Linked DNA regions of Homo sapiens: region 1 is linked to region 2. A link is an interaction called in ENCODE POLR2A ChIA-PET data of the cell type or tissue named here. Cell type or tissue: OCI-LY7. All regions are shown on one strand.

What was found. Peaks named below come from ENCODE experiments on the same cell type or tissue, not always from the same donor. Only the 100,000 strongest peaks of a DNase experiment are listed, where the experiment ranks them.
Region 1: POLR2A ChIA-PET joins it to region 2 with 7 read pairs; 2 of 35 experiments call an interaction of 5 or more read pairs at or near these places.

Annotation. Positions count from the first base shown.
Region 1 is chr20:57,349,665-57,352,164 of GRCh38, forward strand. It overlaps RAE1 (ribonucleic acid export 1), which reads left to right and starts at 1,591. Exons shown (of 12, transcript NM_003610.4): 1 at 1,591-1,758. RefSeq lists enhancers at 1,222-1,790, 1,981-2,060. In OCI-LY7, no CTCF peak of the experiment used is centred here; a DNase peak (open chromatin) is centred at 1,527; H3K4me3 peaks cover 1,215 bases; H3K27ac peaks cover 1,124 bases.
Region 2 is chr20:57,475,118-57,477,617 of GRCh38, forward strand. No RefSeq gene overlaps it. Among named protein-coding and RNA genes, the nearest start is that of CTCFL, 49 kb to the right of the region's middle. RefSeq lists an enhancer at 1,185-1,685. In OCI-LY7, no CTCF peak of the experiment used is centred here; DNase peaks (open chromatin) are centred at 784, 1,164 and 2,170; H3K4me3 peaks cover 2,275 bases; H3K27ac peaks cover 2,500 bases.

The DNA of each region.
Region 1 (2,500 bases), 130 kb before region 2:
CATTTTCCATATCTATAAAATGGAGATAATCACAATACCTATCTTTTAGGGCTGGTCTGGAAACTACAGGAGATGGAGCATCTAAAGCGCTTAGCATAGGGTGATGCTCAAAAGAGCTATTATTACCATCATCGTCTAGACTAGAGGTTCTCAGTCTTGGCTGCATCTTAGAATCACCTGGGGAGCTTTTAAAAAATATTAATTTCCTCTTTTCTAGCCCAGGCGTACTAAATCAGAATCTCTAAGGGTGCAGTGTAAACATCACAGTTTTTAAAAAGCTGCCCAGGATTCCAAATGATCTACAGCCTTGGTACTTAACTCTGGTTCACGGCCCAGCAACCTCTGCTGGGAATTTGGTAGAAATGTGGATTTTTAGGCCCATCGTAGACCTACTGAATCTGCATTTTATAAAAAGATACCCCAGATCCTAAACCTCCTTAAGAAGGTCAAGGCACGCAGACCACACTGAGTAGTGAAGGAGAGAATCCAGGGTAGCTACATAACCTCACGAAATCCCTTCCTTGTGATCTGTCTTTTCCTTCACTTCCTTCTTCAGATGCTCCTAAAAGTAGGGGTTGGGAGGAAACAACCAACTGAAATATTTGGAGTGGGCGTGTGTGAGTAATAAGAATCCCTTAACATTTCTACAGACAGTTCTATTAGTAAGAGTAGTTCACGTATGATTTCACTTGACCCTAATTAGGAACAGCCCTGGCATCATTTTCCCCACCATGCAGCAGGAAACTGAGGCCCAAAGAGCCCCGAGGTGGGCTCAGGGTACCCCAGTGGGCAAACAGGGAGAGGCCAGGGCGGGAAACCCGCGGCCGACCTCGCCTTGTTCGGAGGCAGCGTTAGAGCAGCTTCTCGGAGGTTGGCCTTGGACGTGAATTGGAAGCAATCAGAATCTTTTAGATGTTTATACATGATAAATGCAATAATTAATTCACAAGAGAAAACAGCTAGCTACCTTGCACTAGCCCTAGTTGCGGATTGATTGACTGATTTGAGATGGAGTTTCGCTCTTGTTGTCCAGACTGGAGTGCAATGGCATGGTCTCGGCTCACTGCAACCTCCACCTCCTGGGTTCAAGCGATTCTCCTGCCTTAGCCTCCCAAGCAGCTGGGATTACAGGCACCCGCCACCATGCCCGGCTAATTTTTGTATTTTTAGTACTGACGGGGGGACGGGGGGGCGGGGGGGCGGGGGGACGGGGGGCGGGGGGGGCGGGGGGGGCGGGGGGACGGGGGCGGGGGGCGGGGGGGGGCGGCGCGGGGGGGCGGGGGGGGCGGGGGGCGGGGCGGTTCACGATGTTGGCCAGACTTGTCTTGAACTCCTGACCCCAGGTGATCAGCCCGCCTCGGCCTCCCAAAGTGCTGGGATTACAGGCGTGAGCCACCGCGCCTGGCCAGTTGCGGATTTATAAAAGCAGTCGCTTAGTAACTTGCAGCGGCTACATCAACTTTGGACCAATTCGCAAACTGCTGGTGTAAAGCGTTTTTGCGCATGTGCTGTCGCCTTGCGGGAAAAGGAGCCTTTTTCTTCGACGATTTCCGGGCGACGCAGGAAGTGGCTCCAGGGCGCACGCGCGTTGTTTCCGCGGTAGTCAGGGCAGTTTCTACCGCAGGCTTAAGGAGGCTTCGGGCTCCTGGGATTTCTGTCCGCGCTCCTGGCCCTCGTCCTTCGCGCCAGAGCAGGTTCGCAAACTCCTCAGACCCTTCTGCTCCCGGCCGCCGCTTTCCGCCGGGGCGAGACCCCCAGGTAGGCCCCGTGCCGCGCGCGTCCCGTCGTTAACCGCCGCCATGGCTCCCGCAGAGGCCGAGTTGCCTCCCGGGAGCGCGCTTCTGCGGGATGCTGGGGCGCGAGCGGGACTGTTGACTAAGCTTCGTTACTGGGCCCTGGAAGCGAGGTCAGAGCTGGAAATGGCCTTAGGGGTCACCTAGGGCCTAATCCATCGTTTCTCTTGTGGGGGAACTGAGCCTCTGGGAAGGGTCACATTGCGTTAATGCAGTGTGTGTCGCCTCTGTCCCTCCCCCTTACACGTCTGGCGTCTCGTCAGATACATGTCAGCTCCTGGGAGAAGCTTTCCCTGGCCGCTTTGCAGAAGGGCGTCCCCTTTTAGCCTCTTCCACGTCAACCTGCTCCATTTCTTTCGTAGCAGTTACCAGTCTCTGAAACTAAGTCTGTTTCTGTCTTAGCCCGCCAAGTATTTATTGTATACGTATATAGGTGCCACCGTACAGGCAGTACTTCTCCAGGCAAGTAGTATTAAACACCAGCCGCCCTGGGCCAGGCATTGTACTGTGGGACCCAGTATGCATTAAGGGAAGAATCCAGGCAAGTGGCTGCCCTCTTGGAGCCAGCATTCTGGGGGGGAAGAGATTTTGAGTGTAAACAAGAAATTCCAGGGGATGTGATGGAAGATTAGATATGTTAAAGTTGGCAAAGAAGCGTCTGAGGAGGTGACTTTAAAAAAGAATACGTGTGACAGCTTTATTGAAGT
Region 2 (2,500 bases):
ACTGGGGGTACTCAGAGGCACGGGGAGGGCCGAGTTGGGGGTGAACCATCCTGGATTATGCAGACAGGGCACCATTTCTGGCACTTTCTGGCACAATTTCTGCCATATTTTGGCAGCAGCTGGCCAGAGTGGGATCTTAGAAGGGTCAGCAGTCATGGTGGAGGGGGAGGCTGGCATTGAGCCTTTACTAGAAGCTGTCTTTGAAACATCACATCTTTCTCTCCCCAGAAGGTCTGTCACTTGAATATTTTCCTTTATTAGTTAAATGAGGTTTGGCTACAAGGGGCAGAAAACAAAACAAGCAGAAATCACAATCGCTCTTTAAAAAAGAAACGGGATTCTCCTGGCATATTTTTCTTTCCTATAAAAATGAAGTCCGGGGCAGCATTCCAGGGCCAGGAGGAGGTTCCACAAAGTCTTTAGGGTGACTCATGACTCTGCCATCCTCAGGGTCCAAAATTATTGCGTGAGCTCCAGCCATCACATCTTCTTTCCAGCCAGGAAAAAGGAAGGAACAGAGAAGGATGTCCCCTGTTCCTTTAAAGAACACTTGAGAAAACTTCTGCTCACCTCCCTGTTTCACGTGGCCATACCTCACTGCAAGGAAAATGTAGTCTTTATTCTGGGTGGCCATGCAACCCCCTGAAAACTGGGGGTCTTACAACTAGGGCAAGAGAGGGCAAGAGTGGATACTGCTGTAGTCTACTCAATCAGATCTGTTCCGGCCACGGGGAGGAGCTGAATGGAACAGCATCATTCCATTTAAGGCAATTGGCTATGCGTTCTTGGACAAGTCACCTGATCCTTCTGGGCCTCTTTTTGCTCATCTGACTAACTAAAATCAGATTAAAAGGTTTTTAGAGTCTCCTTCAGTAGAATCCTTCTATGGGTCTAAGAATTGTCTCATTTTTAGCCATAGACCATATCAAGATGTAGAGACACTGGTGGGTACTGCCTGAGTGTGGTATCTTCTGTGTCAGACTGACCAGGCTTCAGGTCCTGTGGGGCCTGGGAAACGTCCTTCCTCCTCTGAGCCGGGTCCCTCCTGCTGGCCAGACTCGGATGAAGTGACTGTAAAGTTCCCAGCTTGCCACTCAGCAACTCTAGCAACACCAGCAAATTACTAACATTCTATTAATAAAAACGACAGAGGAAATGCACCTGTTTCCTATTGCTGCTGTAACAAATGCCCACAAAGGTAGTGACTCAAACACCACACATTTATTCCCCTCCAGTTCTGGAGGCCAGAAGCATGAAATAGACTCACAGGGCTGAGGGCAAGGTGTCTGCCGGGCTGTGTTCCTCTGTTTCCTACCCACTTGGGCGCTGGCAGAATTCAGGTCCCAGGGCTGGAGGAATGACCTCTTTGGAGGCTCAGTAAAGAGCTCCTGGGATTATATTAGGCAACAGGTTGGATTCAGTTTTAGGAACAGAATTGCCATTTGGAAATTATGCTCCAAATTCTGCTAGATCTGAATTTTTTGAAGTAGCCAGTGCAGACACAGAAGGGCAGCTGTGAGCTGGGGTCCCAAGGAAACTTCAGAAAGCCGTGTCCATAGCATCTTCCTTCCGTGGATCCCGAGGAGACCTCTGGGCCCGTCCGGGCTTCCCCCCGCCCAGCTTCAGCCGTTGTGGTTTCAGGCCCGCGGGGGGTCCCTGCCTCCCTAGATTGTCTCTGTCCCGCTCCCAAGGCCATTCACTCTTTCTGGCACTCACATCCCCAGACACGCCCCCTCCCACCCAAGGCCCAAGCAAGTGCCTCACAGCCCTGATCCCAGCCGCAACAGAGGACAGAGTGGAATCTGGGAGTTAAACACCAAATGGCCAAGGGTGGTTTTCCACTGAGACCTAGAGCCGAGGGGGCCATCAGCACCCGTTCTCTGAAGGCGGCTGGGGCAGATCCAGGGCAGTCGAGCAGGTGGACTCTGGCATCACCCTGCCCAGGCTCAAATCCCAGCTCCATCTTTGAGCTGTGTGACCTGGGATATGTTTCTTAACTTCTCTGTGCCTTGCTTTTGACATTTGTAAAAGGTGGATCATGATGGCATTTTCCTCCCAGGACAGGTATGAAGATTACAGATGAAATCAATCCAACATAATTGGTATAAACCACTTGGCTTAAGGGGTGCCTGGGACATCCACAGGGGCTCTGGTAACTGCGATTCCTGTTATGACCATGACAGGTGACAGCAGAAGGCCCCACCCAGCTCCCACCTCAGTTGTATAGACTGTGGGCTCTGCTTGGCCATGTGTGTTGTGGGGAAGGAGACCCTGTTTTCTCCTGCCTTTGCAGTCCCATTCTCTTTCCTAAGGATTCTCTTTTCCTTCTTTTTTTTTTTTCTTGAGTCAGTCTCGCTCTGTCACTCAGGCTGGAGTGCAGTGGCACGATCTTGGCTCACTGCAACCTCCACCTCCTGAGTTCAAGCTATTCTCCCTGCCTCAGCCTCCTGAGTAGCTGAGATTACAGGCACGTGCCACCACACCCGGCTAATTTTTGTAT